2 separate regions of the Homo sapiens genome follow, and region 1 is linked to region 2. Evidence: chromatin loops called from intact Hi-C (ENCODE). Cell type or tissue: GM12878. All regions are shown on one strand. Each heading gives the region's core, and the rest is flanking DNA. Links, peaks and the distances in the headings are about the cores only.

What was found. Peaks named below come from ENCODE experiments on the same cell type or tissue, not always from the same donor. Only the 100,000 strongest peaks of a DNase experiment are listed, where the experiment ranks them.
Region 1: it touches region 2 in a loop (3-fold over the local background); 1 of 110 quality-filtered maps calls a loop at or near these places.

The regions. Positions count from the first base shown.
Region 1 is chr1:186,760,987-186,773,710 of GRCh38, forward strand. No RefSeq gene overlaps it. Among named protein-coding and RNA genes, the nearest start is that of PLA2G4A, 62 kb to the right of the region's middle. In GM12878, for the core only: no CTCF peak of the experiment used is centred there; a DNase peak (open chromatin) is centred at 8,175; H3K27ac peaks cover 896 bases.
Region 2 is chr1:186,812,890-186,825,613 of GRCh38, forward strand. No RefSeq gene overlaps it. Among named protein-coding and RNA genes, the nearest start is that of PLA2G4A, 9.7 kb to the right of the region's middle. In GM12878, for the core only: no CTCF peak of the experiment used is centred there; a DNase peak (open chromatin) is centred at 6,432.

The sequences.
Region 1 (12,724 bases), core at 6,694-9,193, 51 kb before region 2:
AAAGAGCTTGGCCTCCTGCAGGGATGATTTGCAAATGTGTTGGGCACAAATTTTCTAAATTTACTCAAGGTGAAAAAGAATATCAGCCCGAAGATATGAATGTAATATAGATCATGCAATAGAAAATGTAGCCTTAATTGTTTTGTAATACATCCTATAGTTTGATGACTGCTTCAAAAGGGAAATTAAAGAGTAAAAATGTGTTAGTGTTTTGTATAGCACTAAAAAAAAAGCAGTAAGAGGCCAGCTATATCTGGTGGTTATAAATGTTCAAATCACTTAGAAGAATGTGTTTTCTGTAGTTAAAATGGGATAATTCTCTGCATTTACCATAATCTGTAAATACAGACACTTATCAACATTCTTCAGGTCCATTTTGCTGTATCTTTATTCTCATTATAATTCTGATTATTAATTTTAATAGATATTTAGGCCATGCCATTGAATATTTGTCACAAGTCACTCATTATTTTATGCTCTTTGAATGAGTTAATTTAGTTTTCTAGCAACTCTCAGTTTTCTGTTTCACTGACAAAGAAACTCAGAATCACACTGAGGAAGTGACTTTGAAAATGGGGCTACTAGAAACCCAGCTGATGAGTTGCAGGGTTGAATTTCAGATAGATTTATCTGATGCTGAATGCCTTGATCTTAGCTAATGCAGTATCCTGCCTCTCATAGGAAATAGAGGCTGGTATTGGAAAGGGGATAGTGAAAAGTTATATCTTCAATTAAAACAAATGGATTTACCTTCTTTTTTATATCTTGTGTGAGTTTTGTTGATTTTTGTGGTGTACCCTCTGTCTTTCAGGTGGAAAAAAAGTAAAGAAGATCAAAAGCCCAGTATTATGCATTCATTGTTGGTATGACTTATATTGTTGTTAAAAGATACTCCATCTCCTGTCTACTAAATATCAGACATTACTCATTTTTGCTTAAGAAACATTTCCCAGATGGTCTCAATTTTATTTTGTGTGCTTCCTAGATCTGACTGTATGTCCAAAGTCACCTGTTTCAAGAGTACATTGTGTATCTCTCTCCATTAGGAATAAATCACTGATCTCATCTTCAGTATTTTAAAGTAAAAAGATTAATTCTCTTTGGATCATAAAATACTAGGACCAATTTAAATGAAACATGTGACATTTGCATAAATTTGTTCTTGCTTTGGTTTTGGTCTTCTCATTTTATTCAAACACAAAAATTCTTGTAACACTAATAATAAACTCTACTCTATCCTCACGCTGTCTTGCGGCTGCAGCTACTGGACCAAGATAGCTCTGGACTATCAATGCTGGTACTAGATACTTCTATATAAATTTTTATTATAACTCCAACATCTGAAATGTAATGGAGATTATAGTTCATTAATGTTACTATTCTCTTTAAATATGGCGCCTGTTTATTTCTACCTGTTTTTACAGAACACTCATAAGACCCTATTCTGTTTGCACCTGACAATTTAATCTGTGTGTTGTCTCCCTCTGGCTGTGAGATTAATATATTTTGACCATTCTATGAATTGCTTGAAAATAGACCTTATACACTAGTATTTGAAAGTTTGTCTTGTAATACCTTGCAAAACTTCATACACTTTTTGTTATCATACTAACCAAAAAAATATACGTGGAAGGGTAAAGATCGATAAATCAATTGGCTAAGTAAGTGATTGAGATTTCTGCTTCCTTTTATTTCTTCCCTGTTATAGATTCAAATTTAGAATTTCTATAGTTATATATGGAAATAAGGCCTATTCATTCAACAGTCATTTATCAGTAGTCACTGAATTTCCTGCCCTGGGAATCACAGTCTAGCAGCATAAGCAGAAAGGTTGACAAAGTAAACAACTAGAGTGGAAAGTCTAATCAGACAACTTTGCTAAGGTGACCACTTTTAACTCTCTACCATTTTTAATTCATTCTTGTCTCTGAAGGGTGCTTGTGCAGTCACAACTATGTATTCTTTTGTAAAACAGCTTACAGGGGAAAAAATTGCTGATAGTGTTGTTCATTTACATTTAATCATATTTAAAACCAATTTAGACTAGCTTGGATATTAAGGAAATTCACTGATTTATATTATTCCATAGCAACCTGACGTTAAAGAAAATATTAAACCAAGAAGCTTGTGTGCACAAATAGACTTGCCTTTGCATTGGGGAGTCCTAGAGAATTCCAGAAACATGAGCTGATCTTTTAGTAACCATAACAATGTTATCAAACACAAACATACAAGGCATTCTTTTCCAAAGTTGATCTGGAAACATTGGGATTTCCTACCTAAGGCTGTTTTCATTGGAGAGGGGTTTAGTAGGGTGAAAAGTTTACACAGTAAGAAGTAATGGAGAATGGGAGATAGAAGTCTCAATATCATATCCTCTGTTTTTCTTTTCTTGCTGTGATTGACTCATCTCATGACTACAGTGACTTATTTGACCTGTCTATGCCACAGTTTACTAACCAAACTGTGACACGACACTGCTGAGAGTTTGATTTACCATCTCTTTGTGTATTGTTGACATTCACCACTGGAGGATAAGTACTAAAAAACTATATTAGACAGGATTTTTGCAGGGGTCTAATTTCATTAATAAGAAATGTTTGGAAAAGGCAAAACTATAGAGATAGAAAGCACCTCAATACTTGTCTGGGGTTGATGGTTAAACTGGAAAGTGACTGCAAAGGGGAAGAGGGAATGTTCTGAGGGGATAGGAGTGTCCTTAGAGGAAACCGTGGTGATGGTTGTACTGCAGAACTGCGTACATGCACTAAAAGCCATTGAACTCTATATTAACATCGGGTAGATGTCAAGGTATCTAAATTATACCTCAATAAACAGGTAACTTTCCTGTTGCTCCCACTTCAGTGAGAGAAAAGGCAGAGTCCTTACCATGACCCCAAGGATTGGCATGATCTGGCCCCTTTCCTGCTTCTTTGTTCTCAGCCTTCTCCCCTCACTCACCCACTCAGCCACCTCCTGCCTCTGGGCCTTTGCACTGGCTGTCCCTTTATCTTAAACAATCATCTCTGTATCTGTGTGAGTCCCTTCCTTTCCCCCTTCAAGTCTTTGTCCAAATGTCACCTCCTGAGAGAAGGCTTTCCAGACAACTCTACTAAATTGCAACCTTCCCACCTATCTTCTTCCCCAGCTTTGTTTCTCTTCGTGGCACTTATCACCATGTGTGGATTTTTACATGCATACTGTACATTTTTCTTATTTGTCTGGTATACTGTTTGTCCCTGTCCATCTTCCACCTCCCTATCCTACCTTCAACTAGAAACCTGGGCTCCAAGAAAGCAGGGTCTTCTTTGTCCATAGCCGTGTCCCCAGCATTAGCACAGAGCCTAGCGTGTAGCAGTAGCTCAAAACACCTTAGTTAAAGGAATGAATGGCAGAGCGGTGGGCTCTGTGTCTGAACCTCTGGATAAAGCAGGAGCAGATGGTCTAGGGCGTGAGTCTGGGCCCAGGGACTGCCATATCTGTGCTAGTTTTCATGGAGGTAGAGGGGACGATGGTGGTAGCTGTGGACAGTGATGGCTAAGACACTTTCTGATCTTGGACCTGCATATCTCATCTCACAATTTCCAGGGACATCCCCTAAGGGCCCCAGGAGGTAGCCAAAACCATAACGGATGTACAGGGGCCACAGGAATCCAGGCTTTCTAGCACATCCTCACTGGTCATCTGAATATACCAAGAGTATCAGATAATCCCACCTCATCCCAAGATGTTTCACGATGCATTCATTACCCACCTGAAGAACACCTGCTCTGTGCCTGCCCCTGAGCCTGACAGTGCTGAAGACAGCACTATTAGGGTGGTGACTGAGACAGTCCTGGCTCTGCCCTCCTGGGGCCCTCAGTCTGGTGTTGGGGAGAAAGACAGCTCAGTCACTGCACAGTGACCACCCAGAATGAGCAGGGCAGGGGTAGGGAAATCATAGCTGGGGCGGGGTGGGGGGGTGCCGCGGAAGCCCAGAGGTGGCACCTGACCGTCTGAGGAGGTTCAAAAAGGGGTTCCCAGGAAAGGGAACATCTGACATCTGCAGGACTAGTAGGATCCACCTGGTAAAGAGAGGAGAAACATGGGCAAAACCTGGGAGGAAAGAGATGGTGAGGCAAACTCCTGGAAATAAAAGAGGTTTACAACGACTGACCCTCCTCTAGTCCAGTGGTTTTCAAGGAAGAGGAATTTTTCTCCCTCGGAGACACTTGGCAGTGTCTGAAGACATTTTTGGTTTGTCACAACTGGAGAGGAGTATGTACTGCTAACATCTCATGTGTAGGGGCCAGGGACAGCTTCTTAACAACGAAGAACTTGCCAACCCAAATTATCAGTAGTGCTGAGGTTGAAAAATCCTAATCTGATCTGAAGAAGAGAGTCAGGTTATGCAAAGCCTTCATCTGCTAAAGAATGTGTACTTTATCCTGATGGCAATGAGTTTTAAGCAGACACGGGTCAAGAGTAGATCTGATTGTATCTGGAAGCTGAAGGCTATCAGGGCAATCTGAGCTCTAGTCTCTCTCTCTGATCATCCCTTACCTCACCTATAATCAACAGCCACTAAAAAGGAAAGAACTCCTTTCAGCAAGACTGTGGTGCCCCTGAAGACAGGGACAGAGCCTTCATTGCAAAGCTTATTCAACAGACATTTCCTAAGCTGCCCCCAGGCTGTGCGCTGGTTGAGAATCCTGAAAAATTCAGACCAGGTATGTTGGGCTTTTTATACAGATCTTACCCTTGTGTCATTTCCTGTTGATACTATTTGTCTCCTACAGTTCCTGGCATAGACTTTTGTCACCTCTAGTCTCCTCTCCCACTCCACTGATGGCAAGGACATGGCTAGAGACATCTTTGTGGCCCACCACTGGGCTGGCCCTCCTGTTCAACCCCTCCATTTACCACTGGAGAAATGAAGGCCTGCAGAGGGAGAGGAAATTACCCAAAGTCACCCAGAGAGTCTCCTCCTGTCTGACTAACGCTCCTCTCCCCTGTGCTACTACCCACATGTAAGCCACATCCGAGTGGGTATGTCCACAGCACTTCAATTCCTCAAGTACCTGAACAGTGGCTGCCTGAACGGTCCGATATGCTCTGCAGCTCAGTTTGGTTGACGAGGCAAGTCAGAAGTTATCAGCTCTTGGGGTGATTCCTCCATAGGATCAATTTATGCTCAAAGCACACCCATCTCAGTCCTAATCACCTTGGGTCAGTAATGTCTGCCAACTTCTACATGGAATGGTTCCCAAAAGTAACCTGGGTGATCTGCAAATAGCTTAGTCTCTCTGTTCCTTGGATTCCCATCTGTAAAATGGGTCTGTTGACCTCCGCAGCCTGTTCCCTTAACCCATGAAGATTACCTGACTTTCCCAGAGCTAAAAAACTTCCAATAAATCATTGCCCATGCCTCAGGCACTGCGAGCAAGGCTCTGAATGCCAGATTACTCTAGAAACCATTTTGGAGTCTGGAATTTTGGAGTTGAGAACCCAGGGCACCTGTGCCACTGTATCCCTGGCTTGAGCAGAGTGCCTGGTGGCTGCTGAGGTGAGCATACAAAAAACCCAGTAAACAACAGGACCCTACTATGGTACCATGCAACCCCCCTGGCCAGGTACTCAAGATGGTGCTACAAGGCACTGGATTCCACACAAATGGAAAGGACACCCCAGTGGAAGGGTCCTCACCCAGGGTGGAGCAAACCCTTTACTCTTATCTCAGCCTGGGTGCCCTACCAGAGCCACCTACTGCACTGCCGCTGTATTCTGGATTGTTCAGTATATTACTTCTAATTAATCTGAGACCCTCACTGCACTTTGAAACATCAGAGCATGGTTGCATTGCTGTCCTAAATTTTCCAACTTTCCCTTAAGCAGTAACAGCCACATACAAGGATAAATCTCAGGATAATGGCATTAGAAATGTATTTTTATGGTTAGACAATTTTCCATATTATCTACCATTGAATTTTCAGAAATGACTTGCATTAAAAATAAAGTTGTTGTTATCCTTTATTAAATTTTTAAGATGTCTTTCACTAAAAATAAGTAGTCGTTTCTAAACCTATAAGTAAAATGACTCCTTGAGTAATTGATTTAATAATAGGCCACTTTTCAGAATTTCCTAGCCTGTATCCTATGCTTAAACATAACTTTATCTTTTTTACCTACTACTAATAAAGCATCGTATAGATAATTCTCACTTGAGCCTCACACTTTCCTGTAAAAAAGCAGGATGGACATTATTTTTTCTCATTTGAAAAACCAAGACATTGAAACTCATGAAATTTTTTGCATGTTCAAACAACTCACAATAATGGAGCCAAGACTACAATGTAGACTTCTGTTAGGTGTTGATAAAAATAAAATGGTTAGGATCTTGAATTCTGTAGTAAGAAGAAAATAGGTTCAAATTCTGCCCCCATCATTTACTTGCTTTAGGGAACTGGACAAGCTATTTAATTCTTTCACTACTCAGTTTCTTTATCTATAAAATAGGGAAAATAATAATGTCTACCTCATAGTTTGGTTATACTAATTAAATAAATACCTATGTAAAGTATTTAATGCAGTGCCTGGTTTATAAGCCCAATATGCTTATGAGGCTCATTCAATAAATGATTGCTACTGTAATCAGATTTGTCCTTCCTTTCTACTCTATAAAGGCATCCTCAACAAAGTGGCAAAAGCTTGGCTTTGGAATCAGACAGATGATTTCTGATTTCTGCTTTATCACATGACCTTTGTATGACTTGCTTAACTGTAATCTCTTCCAGCTACAGTTTTGTCATCTGTAAAAGCTTAGGGGATGTTATAAAGATTAAAGTCCTGGCCTATAAAAAAAGAGATTTAATAAATGTTAAATTTCTTTCCTTCCATCATGAATCTTCTTAAAAAATTTGATTTACAAAGTACATATTTTTAAACTATGTTCTTTGCCACTTGCTTATGTAAGCCATCTTATTCAACAATATATTACCAACACCTAGTAGAGTGGCTATATCTCATTAGGTGCCCAACAAATACGTACTTCATGGAGAGAGAGGGAGAATTCTCTGCAGCTTAGGATGGTCAGAGAAGGCTTAATGAAAGAGATAAGACTTAAGTGATGCTGGGCATTGTAGCTCATGCGGGTAATCCCAGCACTTTGGGAGGCCAGGCCAGGTGGATCACTTGAGCCCAGGAGTTCAAGACCAGCCTGGGCAACATAGCGAGACTCTGTCTCAAAAAAAAAAAAAAAAACACTTAAATGAACCTTGAATAACATTTAGAACAGATGATCACTATATAAGAATAGAGAATGGTATTTAGGTGACCTGCTCATGACAAACAGCCCATAAAACCTGAACTCTAAATATGAGGGAGAGTGATAGTACTTGTAGAAACTGTAGTGATGACATTCTTTAAGTCTGGCGCAGGGAGTATTTGGAATTCTAAGGCAAGAATGATACATATTCTGGGAGGAGCTTGGAGAAAAGTGAGTATGGTGTAGTGTTTTTTAGAAATGGAAAAGACCAGTCAAAATGGCCTTTTTTATCTCTTAAAAGTAGTAACAGAATGACTCATTAGGCTATCTTCACAATTCTGATTTTAATAAAATGTAATAAAATCAGTTTTCCCTTCATATATTTTCTGAAATTTGATTCTAACTTTCCTATGGACTGGAATCATTCCATTACTTTTAATGATGTTAAACACATATACAAAAAGAAGCTTGGAAATAGTTACAAAACTGTCAGAAGATAATTTTTTTTAATAACAGGGAAAAAGTGCATAGGCATTAGTGCTTTCATTGATCTATATATTGCCACTGGGGTGTCAACACATTTGGCTCTTAGTTGAGGTGGTGGTGGAAAAAAGGCTGCAGAAATTGTATTGAGTTTTCTTCTGCACAGGGCTCCTTGACTACAGGTGAAAAGGATCTCACTTTTGAGGGAAGGCTGTGTTTGGCAGGAGTTAAAAGTGCTGAGGACATGGAAACTATATATAACACCAGAGGTTTGTCAAGGGTGTGGGTCCAGGTGTCCTGATTTTGAAATTTTCTTTTGAGGCTACCTCCTACTGAGTAGAGCACAAAGATTTCTTTCTCTCTGTAATATGCATGCTTGAACTGGAACAGGATAAGGTTGATGTGAGAGCTTCAGATTACATTTTGACTACTTGTTAAAAGGGCTTCACCTATTTATAAGCTTTTTCACTTCCTTATTTCTTTTGTGAAAATCTCTTATTTTCATTCCCAATGACCACACTCTGGAGCTTGTCACCATCTAGAACTGCAGTACATGAAATCTTAAACTCAGTCATTCCACTCTCTGGCCATAATGTCTTTGTCAGTTACATCCCTACCACCTGCCTTACCTCAAAGGAACTTGTAATTCCAGAACCCTTTTCCTTCATTCTTACTTATCAGGTTTTCAGTACTTTCAACCTTCCTTTCCGGATGTTGTTCTCCTCTCACCAATAATCTAGATTCTAATCTATTGTCACAAATGACCTGCAAAACCTGAGACATGCTGAATCCAACGTTTCTATCACTTATGAAGTGTTAGATAGTTGTAGATAAGTGCCACTGGAGAAAATGTTGTGACCTCCCCGACAGAGCTATGCCATGTTTGTTTGTTTTGTTTTTAAATCTCTAACCGTAGCAGTAACCTGCAATTCTGTCCAGAATTTCTTCATATTTCCTGATCAGCTCACTCTCTCCTTCTCTAGAGCTATTACCTTAGAGCTTTTACAAAGTAAGCTTCTGTCCATTGCCTCCTCAACTTCCCTCTTATTCTTAGAATACCTTCCTACTTAATTCTTAGAGAAAATGTAAGCCATCGAAAAAGAGCCTCTCAACATCTATCTCTAAATCTAAAGACTCACCTGCATCCATATTCACTTTTCTTTCCTCTCTTAAAAGAAGCAATGTCTTTCCTCCTAAACCTCTCTACCTGAACTCTCTGTATTTCTATCCACTTGACCTCTCAAGGAGAGGTATTTCTATCCACTTGTCTATTAATGATCCCAACTCTCTCAAATTCATTCTATATTTGCTCCTTCCTATCAGCATTAAGCTTGCTTAAATCTCTCCTTTCTTAAAATCAAAATCTTTCCTTGACTCCATATTTGCCTACATTTATTCTCATGTATCTTCTCCATTAAGGCCAACCTTTTGAATGAGTTATCAATTCTCACTTCCCAACCTTCCTTTACTCTTTATATTTTTCTATATGTCTATTTTTCTATACGTTTACAAGTCTATTATTCTCACTAAGGGTTACACTGACTTCTTACGATTAAATTCAACGGATAATTGTTATTCCTTATAGCTCTCCGTAATATTTAATGTTGTTCCTCTGTTCCTTTCTCTGTAAACATTTCTTGGTGGCTGTGACTCTATATTCTTTTGTTTCATTTCTCCATTTTTCCATGCTAACTCTTCTTACCCAACTTTTTTTGCTAGCTTATTTTCCTTGCTCATTTCTTAAATACTGATGTTTCTATGAGCTTTATTTTTAGCCTTCTCTTTGTTACATGTAAGCTCTTGGTCAATCTAATTAGGTTCCATGGCTTAATTTTATTCCCATGTGCTGATGACTCTTAAATCTATATCTCCATTCAGTGCCTCTTCTGAATGTTGATTCACATATGTAGTTCCTCTTGGGGTTCCCACAGATCTATGTCTGTTTTTGCTTGCTCAGGCTGCCATAACAAAATACCATAGACTGGGTGGTTTGCACAAAAGAAATTTATTTTCTCACAATTATGGAGGCTAGAAGTTTGAAATCAGGGTGTCAGCATGACTGGATTCTGGTGAGGGCTCCCTTCCTAGCTGCAGACGGCTGCCTTCTCATTGTGTCCTCACATAACAGTTCTCTCTACTCTCTCTCTCTCTCTCTCTCTCTCTCTCTCCTCTGCCCCCTGACTCTTTCTCTCTCTTCTTATAAGGCCATAGACCTATTGAATTAGTGTCCCACCCTTATGATCTCCTTTAACCTTAATTACTTCTGTAAAGGCCCTATCTCAGGATACAGTCACTTTGGGGGGTTAAGGCTTTAATATATGAATTTGGGGGGAACATAATTCAGTCCATAGCAATGTCCACGATTGAACTTATTAGATCTACACTAAAACCAGCTCAATTTCCTATGTTCCCAATTTCAGTGAATAGCACCAGAGACCGTACAAAGTAGTGGTGAAGAAAACAAACCTTTCTGGACTAAAATCCAGGCTCTTATTACTAATAATTTACCCTTAGGCCTCAGTTATTTCATCTGTAAGTGGGCTTAGTAATCTACCTTAGAGAAATATTGTTAGGATTAAATGAGTTGATTTAATTCTTAAAGTAGTGCCAGATGTGCTTTTTTAAAACAGTACTCATAAACATCAACTATTACTATTGCATCCACCTAATTAGTTAAAACAAACACCTGCAAGTCACCCTTGAACTTTACCTCTCCCTCCTTTGTAGGATTTATTTAATATCCAGGTTCAGTAGTTTCTGTTTCTTTACCATTCTGGAACTGATTCACACTCTCTATTCTTTTTCTTATTACCCAGGCTCAGGCCAATAACTACTACTTTTTTGGCTTATGAAAATAACACAATAGATCAGACGTATTGGCTGACACCTGTAATCCCAGCACTTTGGGAGGTCGAGGCAGGCGGGTCACCTGAGGTCAGGAGTATGAGACCAACCTGGCCAACATCATGAAACCCCATCTCTACTAAAAATACAAAAATTAGCTGGGCCTGGTGGTGCATACCTGTAGCCCCAGCTACTCGAGAGGCTGAGGCAGGGGAATCACTTGAACCTGGGAGTTGGAGGCTGCAGTGAGCCGAGATTGTGTCACTGCACTCCAGCCTGGGTGACAGAGCAAGACTGCATCTAAAAAAAAAAAAAAAAAAGAAAGAAAATAAAAGAAAGAATAAAGAAAATAACATATTAACTAGTCTTTCTTGCTGAATTCTTTCCAAACTATTTTCTCACTGCATCCAGAGAGGTTTTCTAGAAATGCAAATCTTTTCATGTTTGTTTCCTGCCTGAATCAATTAGATGGCTTCCTGAAAAAATACTTATAACAAGTAACAAGGTTCTTCACGATATTTCCACGCCTAACTGCATATCTTCATTTCTCCTCACTTACCAATTTTCACTCAATGCTGTAGCCACATCAGCTACTTTATTTACTCTAAGGCAGTGCTTCCCCAAGAACCTCTTTTACTTCACAATACATGGAAAACGAGAATAAATTCATGGTACACTGGGGTAAACCAGTAAATTTGGTTGTGTCTAGAGCCAGTTGGTCTAAGATCTCACATACTCCCCCAAGCATAAAAGAATCAATATTTAAACATGTCTGTAACTCATTCACAACACAGCAAGATAACTAGGGAACATTAGTTTGTAAGCTCTAGCATACCCTGTGTTTTCAATTGCAGATTGCCATGACCAATGCCATGACTTTCACTATCCTTTTCTAAAGCCATCATAACCACTACCAAAACTCCTCTAAAGAGCAAGCTAGTCATTTACCTTTACATCCCAATTTAGAAATCATTTCCTCTAGAAGCCTTCATATACCTTTTTTTTTTTTGAGACAGAGTTTCACTCTGTCGCCCAGGCTGGAGTGCAACGGCGTGATCTTTGCTCACTGAAACCTCTGCCTCCTGGGTTCAAATGATTCTCTTGCCTCAGCCTCCCAAGTAGCTGGAACTACAGGCACACGTTACCATGCTAGGTTAATTTTTGTATTTTTAGTAAAGACGGGGTTTCACCGTGTTGGCCAGGTTGGTCTCAAACTCCTGACTTCAAGTGATCCGCCCACCTTGGCCTTCCAAAGTGCTAGGAGTACAGGTGCACACCACAGCACCTGGCTAATTTTAGTATTTTTAGTAAAGACAGGGTTTCACCATGTTAGTCAGGCTGGTCTCAATCTCCTGACCTCAAGTGATCCGCCCGCCTCGACCTCCCAAAGTGCTGGGATTACGAGTGTGAGCCACCATGCCCAGCCTCACCTATCTTTTGTGTTTGGGTCAGATATTTTTCTTGTGCTCCATATTGCAGCCTGTAACTCTCCTTTTATAGCTTATATAAAAACATGTTCCTGGCTGGGCATGGTGGCTCACTCCTGTAATCCCAGCACTTTGGGAGGCTGAAGCAGGCAGATCACCTGAGGTCAGGAGCTCGAGACCAGCCTGGCCAACATGGTGAAACCCCGTCTCTACTAAAAATACAAAAAAAATTAGACAGACGTGGTGGCGGGCACCTGTAATTCCAGCTACTCGGGAGGCTGAGGCAGGAGAATCACTTGAAACCAGGAGGTGGAGGTTGCATTGAGCCCAGACAGTGACATTGCACTCCAGCCTGGGCGACAAAAATGAAATGAAACTCCATCTCAAAAAAAAAAAAAAATGCTCCTAACTTTTCAGATACGTTGACAATACAATTATGAGTAAATGCATAGGATCCAGTAAGAACATAGAAAAACATGCAAAGCAATGATAAGGATGAAATACCAATATAAAATTAACACTCAATAATGCCTAAAAGTTCTTACCAAATGTTGTCACTTCCTGTGTTTAATTAGGTAGATTTTTCATTGGCATAATAAAAATAAACACTTTTTAGATAGTAAACCAACTCCTCTTTTAGCTAATGTAGTTGCCTGCCTTAGGTACTAATATAAACTAGCAAGCTAATTGCTTTCCTCAATTAGGGAAGATGTAGCTTTAGGTATGA
Region 2 (12,724 bases), core at 5,436-7,935:
AATTCTGCAGGGAAGGAATGAACCAAAAAAGAGAAGATGTAAGTATGAATCAACATGAAAAATGAAACTGTATTAGAAAATAAGTTTGGCTAAATTCTGGGAAGGTACCTTGCCTCTCTCACACACACACACACACAAAACCTTATTGAAGAGATTAAAGCCGAAGTCATCTACATAGTTCAGTTACTAACATTCAGTGATGTAATCTATATAAACTGTAATATTCAATCAACTGAAGGATTAGCAGTTTATAAAAAAAGATTCTGGTACTACATAGAAACCACAATGAGATTAATACATTGCCAGAATAAGAAATGCTATTAAATTTCCAATAATAAAATGCTGATGCAAATCAACATATACTATAATAAATTCTTATCCAATGAAAATGTACATGGTTAAAAATAGGCTGAAATAAGCTGGCAAGAAAAGAAGTATAGCGCCACACGTATGTACCTATGTGGGAAGAGAGAAATACAGTAAATAAGCCTGATAAACAGAGGACTCAAATGGGTATGATGAAATCTATGAGTGCACCCAAGAAGATGATGTCCTGCCTGTCTCCTTGTTATTGTTTTTCTCCAATCTTTACACCTGGACCTACTTGACCCTGTGTACAGTACTTGGCTTTGTTTCAGATGCTGGAACCAAATCAAGGAAATGTAATGAGCCCTAAGTTAAGAGTTCACTCATCCAACCTCAAGTAAAAGCTGTTACTAATTCCTCTCTGACTTTGAGCCTTACCTAATTCTCATCCTCTGCCTCTTAAATGATGGAAGTGAGTCAGTCCCTCCTTTGTTTTCTGATTCTTTTGTTCCTAAGACGTGGCTGCTTTAGCATCCTGCTCAGGAACATATCATTTTCACCCCTTTCCTTCTTTGCTACAACATACAATCAATTCTTCTAAGTCTAAACGTACAACCAATTCTTCCTTTTGCTTTGCTACCAAATATAGAAAAATAGATTATAAGGCTTTGAACCATGTAAATTGAAAAAGCACTTAAAATATTACAAATCAAATTTTCTTTCCATTGAGGAAAGAATGGACATTCTGCAAGAACAAGTGAAAGAAAGTTAAGAAGAATGTTGCACCCTTTACATCTCGGTACTGAAGCACAGGGTCCACAGCAAACCCATCTGCACCTGACCATTGAGCCAGCACTTCAGCATCACATTCCAGGCTACTGGTGGAGTGAAAGATCTACTGTGCTCCGCGATACCTTTGGAAACACAATTAATTTACTTAGGTCTTCAATAGAGTTTTGTTAAACCCTTGCAATATGCCAACCAATGTGTTAGCTATTAGAGAGTCGTAGATGAATGAGCTGTGATTTTTGCCTTCAAGGAGCTCACTGTCTTGGTTGAGGAGAAGAGAAGGAGTTATGCTAATACATAATTATTGAGGTGGCTTTTGCCTTCAAGGAGCCCACTGTCTTGGTTGAGGAGAATAAAAGGAGTTTCTTTACATAAGAAATACATGCTAATACATAATTATTGCAGTGAAGAGGTGACGAGCTTTGGGATTTGGTGAAATTCAGACACTCTGATTAGTCACAACAAAGCTGTATAATGTCAGTCATAATTGGAATACAGTTTTATTTGAAAGTGTTTACTTTTTATCTCTTGAGAAGAAATCATGAAACTGTGATGGAAGATAAATATAAGGATTAAAAAATAGTAATCTCTAATTTAAAACTCTTACAGTATAGCAAGGGAAAAGAAATATCTATGTTCGGTGACATTAAAAAATAAAATCAACACCGTAATAATTACAATTTGGTTCAGCTTGAATAAACTGATAAAGGGCCTAATGACAAGAAACTGTTCTTAGAAGGTGGTTAGAGAAAAATGTTGAGAATAGTGGAGTTTTAAACCAGAACCTTAAGGTAATAATGGAAATAAATTATACTCCTATAGCTAAGTCTAGGTAATAGTTTATGCTATTAGTAAATTTGGTTGAAGGATGACAATTAAATATTGTTAGCTAAAGTAAAAAGAGGGTCAAATTGCTGATCAATAAAATATGAGTTAAGAGTTGGGATGGAGAAGGTTGAATTTAGGCTCGTGTGGATGTAGGGACTTGTGTGACAACCAATGGGCAGGTCTTGAGATTTTAAAACTAAGAGTCTAGTGAAACAGAAATCTAGTGGCTATGAGAGTCTGAAAGGCAGAAATTTAGGAGTCAGCTGCCAGCGTAGAGGTAGTGATTCACTTCTTCATTCATTAGTCTAATGTTTATTGATCATTTATTATGTTCCAAGAAGTGTTCTAGGCACAAGAGGTGAGGCCCCAAACTGTATATAACTTATATCCTAGCAGAAGGAATGAGAAATAAACAGAGAACAAAGAAACAAATGAGAACATCACCATATAAAAATTGCAATGCAAAAAATGAAAGTGAATAATAATGGAAGGAAGAGACTGACTTGTTCTTTAAAATTTGGGGGTGAGGAAAGAAAGTGGGTAGGGAAATGCTCTTTGAAAAGGTGGCATTTAAACTGAGACCTGAAGTCATACACACAGGGGTGTGTGGTTGGGAAGATCCTACTCTGGTGGAAGTATTCCCAGAAGACAGGCTAAATTCAAAACCCTGGGAGGCCAGTGTGGTCAAGGAGAAGACAAGAAACAAAATGGGTAAGCAAGCAAGATGAATAAGGAACCCAAGAAGGAAGGACTTCGGGAACTTAAAACACAATTCTGAGGTATATAGAAGCTGAGAACTAGCTCAGAGAGGAGAGCACCAGGGACCAAGGTGTGGGCATAGTTGTAAGGACTCTGTCACAGATAAATTGGGGCAAAGTCAGAATTTAATACACAATTTGCTGTAAGTAAGGTAACCAGAAGTTAGCTTGGAACTGAGCAATGTTTTCTGATGTAGGCCTTTAATAATTAATAATGATAATAATGACTATTATAGTATTCTATTCATCTACTTGTGATAGCCTTCTGTTTTCTTTCTTTGCCTTCATAGCTTTTACTCATCTTTGCCCAATGATTGAAATTCTGTTCCATCTTCCTTGACCCAGCTCCCAAATCTTGGCAGTTTAGGAGTCTTTACTCACCAATCCTCTAATACACAGTGTATTGCTTTTCCTAGATACTCACATTGCTTTCTGTTTGTATTTTTATACGTTGTGCCTATGTGAAGTTTCTCAGGGTGAGGGCCTATGTCGTATTCTTCTTTGTATCCCAATTAACTAACATAGTGTCCAAAACGAAAAAAGTACTCAGTGTATGTTTATTGATTGCATAAATGAATGAAAGTATATGTAGTTAATAGTTTACTCAAATCCTTTGTGAAATTAGGCAGAGCAAATATATAAAATAGTAATAGTTAAAATGTACAATATATATAATATATGGCAGGTGCTTTACTTAAATTATGTCTTAATTTTCACAGTAAGTCAATGTAGTAGAAAATAAACACATATACCCTTTAGATATGAATAAACTTGAGCTCAGAATGGATAAAAGGTAGTAGCAAGGTCATACATCTGATGATAGGCAAGGATGGGAAACAATGTTGAGGTCTTCCCACTACCTACATATTCTATCCAATTTGCCAGTGCACAGAGCGGATGAGGTTGAACACATTAATGTGTGTGAAGAAAGGAAAATTTCCTGTTGGAGGGCAGACAGTTCTTGATTGCTATGAACTTTTTTTGATTTTGTAGGCAATGAAGAGCAATGTAAGCTTTTGAGTGGTAGGATAACTGTAATATATTATGATGAAAATGATTATTGAGATAGTTATTCTTACTACTCTGGCTACTTTCTACAGGCTGAATTACAGAGAGACCAGTGAGGAGTTTATGACATCCCCCAGTTGTGGAGTTGTGAAGAATAGAGTTGGGGCCCTGGAAATAGAAAAAAAAATAATTTAAGTGATACTGAGTGGGATAAAATAACGGAACTTAAAATCTCATTAGATGTGAAATTACAAGGAGAGAGTTCATTCAAATATAGCTTCAGGAATATGAATGGATTTCAAAAGCATTAGGGAATTTGGTGCAGCATCTAACTTGAGGAAGGGCTAAACCCTGCTTAACGTTCATTACAAATTTTAAACATTCTAATGTCCATTTAAAAATCGTGAAATGGGTGAATGCAGATCAGTGCACAATCCATGTCTCAGTTCCTCACCTTACCAGTAAACTGGTAAGAGTTTTCTTAGGTGATCTCAAGGATCATTGTCCTCTCTAAATTCATAAAATTCTTTGAATTAGAGCCACTTCTTTCCTCTATCTAACCCTCTCTTTCCTTTCATCTTCTTATTTCAAAATTAGCCCTGAAAGAGACCATTTCTGGATGCACAAATGTGTACATATATACATAAATGTATGTGTATATATACAAGTATATAATTAGAAAACTTTTCCAGATTTTGTACATACAAAGTGCATTTTTTTTTGTTTTCAAGGCCTGGAAATGTTTGTGACTTTGCTTTTTAGATTCAGTAAGCATTGCTCAACATAACCACCTGATATTTTTTAAACTGCTTAGGATGGGGCTGATCAGTTTTCTGTTGTGGTTTCCTCTATAGCAATCATTTGATAAAATTCAACGGTTTACCCTAATTTTAATGATTTCAGTGTGTCACACCCTTCATAAATGGCCAAGAAACCCTGCTGTCCTCAATCATCAAGTTCAAGTATGTTACAGAGTCTTCAAAGTTCATTCTTAAAATTGATATGATAAATAGCAGCATACGAGTTGATGTTAATTATGACCCAGAATTCAAGCATCATGCCTTATCTTAAAAAAAAGCTCAACCAGAATTAGGGAGCATGATTGGGTAACACAAAGGAGAAGCATTACAGGAAAGCACATTATCATATATTAAATACAGAATACAGCTTTGGAAATTGTGGTGTCAATTCATCACATTGCCTTTTGAATTAATTGAGATGAACTATTGAGTCTACTATCCAGAATTTTAAAACCACAAGAGGAAAAAAGGACTTACAATACTAAGTAGAGGGGATTCATTCATTTGAAAATATTTATTGAATATCAATTATTAACATGTGCAGGCATCATGTTGGGAATTGCTTATATGACAGAGCACAAAATAGTCCCTTCCCTCCCAAAGCTTATTGTCTAGTCTATAAAACTGGTAGGAAATGTAAGTGTTGCATAAGTGATGAGAAGTTTTAAGATGGAGAATTACAGGTGAAATGGAACAAAAGGACAGAAGCTAGACTTTGGGTAGAGGAAAGGGGGATGTTGACATGGTAAGACCTTTCAGGAGGAAGTGACTTTTAAATTGAAAATTGAAAGTCATGCAGGCACCAGCAAGGCAGAGATGGTGGCAAAGGAATGGGCTATGTGTGAAAGTAATTAGATAGGAAAGACTATGGGATGCTCTTGAAATTGAAAGAAGTACAGTATTGCCTTGGAGTAAGGAGAAACAGGTGAGGCTGACTTGAATCAGGATGGGACCAGATATTTTGAGACCATGTTAAAGGAATTGGCGAGCCATGGAAGGAAAGTGACAAGATATTTGTGTACTAAAGTGATGATGACCATATTGCCTACTGTTAGGAAAAGATATGGGGAAAATGAGGAAAAGAGGGGAGCCCGTGTGTGTGTGTGTGTGTGTGTGTGTGTGTTTGTGTGTGATGAAAAATATATTGGATTGCTCTAAATCTGGGCAGTAAGGGAATGCTATCTGGCAGATTGTATTAACTGAAGAGACAGCAAATGGAAGTTTGGGATAATGATTTATCACATTATTATGCAATCTAACGAAGTCTTCCTTCTTGATGATCACACTCCTTAAGAGGTTGAAAACATTTGTACTGCAAAAAGAGTTTTAAGAGGGTAAAAGTTTCCTAGCTGTTCTGAAAAAAAGGTTTTAAGCCACGAATCCCAGACTTTTGGATATCAGGGATCAGGAGATCTCTTCCCTCCTTCACCCAGTAATAAACAAAAACAAAGTAATTCATATACAAATTTGGAATGCTATTTTAACACCAATGTTTAAGTCCATAATCTCGCAGTAAATGGTAAACCTTAGAATTCCTCTGAAAGGACAGTTAATGTCATTATTGTATATAGGATTTTTCTCATTTTTCTAGTTTGTCCACAAACTTACAACATTTTATCACATAAATAATGTTACAGATACTAAATTTTGTAGACCCAGCTCTAACTATAGCAGAGATGGGATGAAAATTGGTACAGCCTTCACCTGTGAACCAAGCACCCCCAAAGTCACTTAAAGAGCTTGAAATATGCCTGAATTCCACAGCTGAGCTGTTTAGGATAGACTAGAAGGAGGCTTAATCTCCCTATTCATGAAGAAGCCATATTATTAGTAGTTGCTTATTCATTAAAAGAGGGCAGATGTTTCTCAGCGAGTATTCCTTTGCGTGATGGCTGTTAGCTTTGGAAATATATCCCAGCAGAATGCCTTGATGACCACTCTCATGAGTCATTATGTTTTCATAAAAAGATGCTGAACGTGGCCTCAGAATAGGAACAGAAACTGAAAACCTCCTATTTTAAGACTTCCCTGACTTGTAATTTTTCTAAAGAACATACACATAAAATAAAATGGCTGTGTATATATTCATTTAGATTGAAACTATTCAGAAAATAATGATCAAGTGAACATTTCTGAAAACATGTTTGTTTCATATAGTAGGCACTGTATTTTTGTCTTTACAAATAGAAGTAAAGAGAAGTAATAGGTTATAAGAAAAGTTGATGAGTAATGATTCCCTTTTAACTTTATTCCTCGTTCATTCCTCTGGTGGAAGAGAGGTTTGGTAATAGGAAAATGTAATGCCATCTCTGCATAAAGCAGGTTTAAGAAGGTTTGTGAGTTTAATATTAACCTGGTGAAGAGTAAGACAAGCACATCTCTTACTAATATAGCAAGAAGAGTTTTTTTCAGAAGCTTAAACTCCTTGCTTCCTTCATCATTCGTTACATATTTTAAAACTGCATGAACACTGTTATTATTGGTTTAAGTTCTGCTTATGCAAAATGGTGAAGGAAACAAGCAAACACACACCATGGGCTTTGAAATCAGGAATACTTGAGTTTAGATCTGTGTTTTAACACTTTGTAAATTAACTTAGGCAATTTGATCATTTTAGGCCTCATTTGTACAATGTAGGTAATAACTTGCTGCAGTGCAATTAAAAATTAAATGAGAATAAATATGTTTTCCAGACCATTAATAAATGCTTGCTATTCTCCTCTCATGTTCATTCTCCCTGTTCTTGCAGCCAATCCTCCCTTTCTACCCAGGTTCCTTTGGATGTCCAGAATCTTCTTCCATCTACGTGATCCAGGCTGCTTTTTACAAGGAGACGTAAAAATATTAATGTTCTAATGATTTCTCACATTGAAGCTTGCCTTTTATTTTTTTTCTTTCTTTCTTTTTTTTTTTTTTTTTTTTTTTTTTGATGGAGTCTCGCTCTGTCGCCCAGGCTGGAGTGCAGTGGCATGATCTTGGCTCACTGCAATCTCCGCCTCCCAGGTTCACGCCATTCTCCTGCCTCAGCCTCCTGAGTAGCTGGGATTACAGGTACACACCACCACGCCCAGCTAATTTTTGTATTTTTAGTAGAGACGGGGTTTCACCATGTTGATCAAGCTAGTCTTGAACTCCCAATCTTGTGATTCGCCCGTCTCGGCCTCCCAAAGTGCTGGGATTACAGGCGTGAGCCACCACGCCCTGCCTTGCCTTTTCACTTCATTGTGGACTTGAACTGAGATTGTTAAAAAATGTTTATCAAAGTTTTGTTTGCAAAAGTGAAAAGGTTGAAAACAGTATAACACCTTAAAATAAGTGATTCTTTAATAAATTATTGTGTGTCCACACACTGTAAAATTATACAACCATTAAAAATATTTTATGGTCTTGGAGATGTTTCCAACATACTGTGAATAGAGAAAAACAGAGATGACAGAATAGTGTATAATCCTATCAAAATTATATCTACCAGCATAAATTTAAAAAAAAATTATAGACAACAAAACGCTAACCATTGTTATATTAGGGTGGTGGGATATATGATTTTTAAAATTATCTTTCTCTTGTGTAACTAGATACAATGGGTATGACTTCTATTCTATAGCACTAGATTAAGAAATGCCACATTTCTTTTGATAAGTCAAAGTTAAACTGCTCCTAACCCCCAACTGGCTAGGAAGTTTAATTTCAGGCATTATTGAAACTTCTTTCCCCTTCAATTTCTCCAAGCTGTGCAAGTGTCCTATGGATCTTGTAAAGCCTCAAACCTTTGAATAGAATCTTCTGGTTTAGTAATACGCTAGTTACTAATGGTAGATCCATGCTCAAGCCATATCATGCCTTGAAATTTAAGAAATATTCTCCTACCTCTGCACCAAGCTTGAGTCTTGGGAACTCCTGCAAATATAGTCCAATGTTACCATGGACACCATGCATTTTGTTATCCAAAATCTCTTCATTTCTCCTCAAATAGTTCTTCAAATTTTCATGTGGTAAAATTGTTTCCCAGTAAGAATAAACTGACTTTCCTAGTAAGGCATTATTTTATAAGGTAAGTGGCAATTTGAAGATTAAATATTTATAAATCTTATTAAATACATATTTAATATGTATTGCTATGTTATATTTATGCATTACTATGTATTATGTATTACTATACATTATGTATTCCTATTTATTACATATTGCTATGTAATATTATGCATTACCATGTATAAAGCACTAAATTCCTAATTCTAAATCAAGTATCTGTTTCATCAATCTTATACAAATTATCTTCTACCATGTGGCCAGGTAGCCATTCCTCAGAAGTCTTGCTACCTGCTGTTAATGTGAGGAATGAGGGTTGCTGATACCGAGTCTAAATACATGAATCGTCTGAATCCTTCCTACCTTGCCTGAGTGTTTTGCTTCTTCTCATAATTCTCCATAAGAATTTGGGCTATGCAAACATAATTGGGAAGGATGATGGTGGGAAGTTGGAAGGAGAGTGTAATAATCTCCATGTTTTGTACAGGGTGCTGCAGTAGTTGTACAAACTAAAAAGATTCCTTGACAATGGAACATAAAGTCATGATTTGGAATGGAGAAAGAAAAAAATACACATAGACACAAGAATGAAACACAAAATTGGTACATTCATTTTCAAAACGTTTAACAATGAGTTTGTTACCTTTCTAATATAAATTTTAAAAAATCTTATCAGGAAACAAAACAAAGTACGGGTAGATAAAAACTCCTAGCTTTTATTTTCCATTTCCTATTTGCTTGGAAGCTTTGACTTCTAATGCTCAATTAATTTATTTGTGAGTAGGCAATGGGAAATGGCTATAGAAAGAGATAAGTAAATTGAAGTCAAAGGCTTGGTTTGTCCTCCTCTGATGTTTAATTTTGGATGAATCACCTACCTTCTTAGAGCCAATGGTTTCCTATTTTTTAGAGTGGAATGGTAACACTGCAGGCTGTGGCCATGCTGCCAGGACCTGATCTCTATAACCCTAGCTTATCCCAGAAGTCACACACAGTTCCAGTATATGTCACCCATATACTAGGAGGACTTCCCTAAGCACTCACATCTGACTCTTTGAGGACTTAGAAGCAGAGGACACATTACAAAATTCTAAAGGTTTTCCTATCACAGGGCTTTAAACATCACTGTGAATAAATGATCAAATAAATGAATCATTTATTGGGTGAATGGGTAATATTTATTAAGCAAATATCATATCCAAAGAGCATACTGTGTGAGAGTTGGTAGAACATTCCAAAATAAATGATCATACAGAACCTAAACCTTGCTACCCATGTTTAATACAAATATCAGAGTGGCTATTAAGGAAAATGGAACTATTTAGAGAGCAAAGTGAAAGGGAGTTTGTCATTTTAGACTGTGATTTAGAGGAAAAGAATCATAAACTCTTTTTAATATCTTAGTGATAAATCACAATATTATCTGACATTACAGTGCTTTCTTTAACTGTAGCAAGTTATAAGCAAAAATGGATAGGCAACTGTTTAGGATATTCATCTTTTGTCTTAAATTCAGTTCTTGGACTATCTTACTGTTTTCTGGGATGTAAAAATATCTCAATAGGTGTATTAGTCAGGGTTTTCTAGGGAATCATAACCAATAGAATATATATATTCATAACCAATAGAATATATATATACACACACATACACATACACACATTCTATCATAACCAATAGAATATATATGTATATATATACACACACACATATAAGAGGAGATTTATTATGGGAATCAAGCAGCAAAGAGCTTTTGAAGCTGCTCAGTCATTGGTTTTATAAATATAAGTATAGGAATAGTGCTATTATCTTAGCCCTAGACAGCCAAATGTTCTATAAAAGTTCTCTACTGACATCTTTCAGAGTTCAGCTACATGGGAGGCACTGGAAATTCACTTAGCAGTAATTCTTCCTACTCAGGATTACCTCAAAGCAAAGGACACAGGCTCTGCCTTTCTCACTGTCGTCAGTACATTTAAATTCCAAGAGCACAAGTATTTTTAAAACCCTGCAAAGTGCCTGCCAGTCAGTTTCTGAGGTGAGTAATTGAGTTCGTGCCCATTCCTACAGAATTACTAAAACTAGACATGCATTTGCTTTACCAAATTTAGAGGACTCTTAGAGAGCAGAAAACGATGTGTGAAATTATTGCCACAAGTAGGTAAAATGAATTAGGACAACTCAGTTTTATCAAAAGGTCCTGAACATGGTTTGTCTGTAGCCAAAATTTTCTAATGTGTGTTGTCATATTTATTGTTGACAGTATGACTATTTGTAATTTGTGATAAAATCTGAGAGTATTCTGATTTAATTTTTACTTCTACATCATCTGCAAAAGGAAAGAGGTATTTTTAAAGTGTAGTAATATAAATCAATAGGTAGTATAGAGAAGTGGATGGTATGGGTAGGGTAGTGAAATGACCTGAATTGTAGGAATGTCTATCTGTTAGTGAAGGCTAGGATGATTTTAAGACTGAAAAGGAGATGCAGGAGTAAAGATTGTATGGTAGTATATGTAAGTAATAGTAAAGCAAGAGTACAAGTTAATATTTTGATAGTAAAATGGACAGGAAAATGCAGATATAAAAATGTGAAGATAGAAACCAGAAGATAAATAAAGGAGTTGGGTGGGTTGAAGGAAGAAAAGGGGCAAGACTCTGACAATTGCTGATGTGGAAGAGAATAGTAGAAGGTTCCTAGCCTGGGTGCTTAGGATAATGGAGGCTTTAATTATCTATTAGTAACTCCACTACCACTGCTCCCTAACAGTCAGAGATTTGGTTGACTTGGGACAAAGCTGAAAATATGGCCAAACAAAACTTGCTATGAGAGAGTGTGATACACTAGAAAAATTGTGGGCTTTGGAGTTGGACCGACTTGATTAAAATCCCAGCCTCACTACAAATTTTATATGCTTACTGAATATCGAGATTCTAAATAAAGAAAATAATGTCTCATTTCATGAATATAATGGTTAGTGATACAACAAATGTAGTACTAACACAAGTACCTGGCCCATTATAGGCTCTATATAAAGAGTAACAGTCAATCTTAGTAGTACTTTATTTGTTATAGTTTTCCTAATGTATTTATTTAAAAAGGAGGGAAAAGTTTAATTAAGCAGTAATAATTTGTTTAATGAGTTCAATTCAAAGTAAGAGAAAAGTATTGCTTCCGTTGTTTAGGTCAAAAGATCTTTGCAAATGTAGGTGTAACTACTAGTAGATATTTAGCTATAAAATATAGGTCTTATTGTTCACAGATACACTCTCCTGAAAAATGTAGTTTCATCATAACATCTGATTTTTAAATTCATGGTAAATACATTTTAATTAGGGTCCATTTCATCCTTACTTCTTGTTAGTTTTATATTGTCAGTAATTTATCAGTGTGTGTGTGGATTGGAGGGTATTAAAAAAATAAAATGTCTATTCTTTAGTAATGATGGAGATGGCAGTGGCAGGTAGAGTGCTATTTAGGTGTCAGGTTTAAGATATCTTTGACCCTGATATCATGGAAAACAAATTCAACAAACATCCATTGAGCTCCCAATGTGTTATAAACTTCAGGTGAAAAGAGGGTTTATTAACATGAGAAAGACTTGCCTTGTGCCCTGATGGAATATAAAATATTTTTTTTCTTGTATAGCCAAGTATAATACATGATCAGTGCTCTAATGAGCATTCTCATACAAGTAGAATAATGAATTCTGCTGGACAGGGAAAAGGGTAGGGAAATTTTCCAGACAAGATAGTACTTGAGCTAAGCCTTGCAGGTTGAGTAGGATTATTCTAGTGGAATTTAGGGAAACGATGTGCAAGGAGAATAGTCTCTTAGTTTGAATGAAAGGTAGAGGTCAATTAGTGGGATGCCAGAAAACTTGACAAGGTGAGAAAATCATTTTCTGTGACTTGCTATTTTACTAACCTGATTGATTTTGTTAATACCTAAAAAGAGAAATGATTCATGTTAATTATATTCACAGATACAAATAAGTAGCAAAAATATCAACTTATTATTTTACTATAAATACAGTTGGACCAGAAGACTCAAGCATAGCCTGTGGAATAGAAGGATACATTATTATAAGTAAATTAGTTGATTGGTAGCCATTTTCTGATTTTACCTGCAATCTGGATTAGATTCCCTATTCAACTCTCTCTTAGTACCCTATGCTGGCTAATCATCTTCATTTTCTATCCAGAT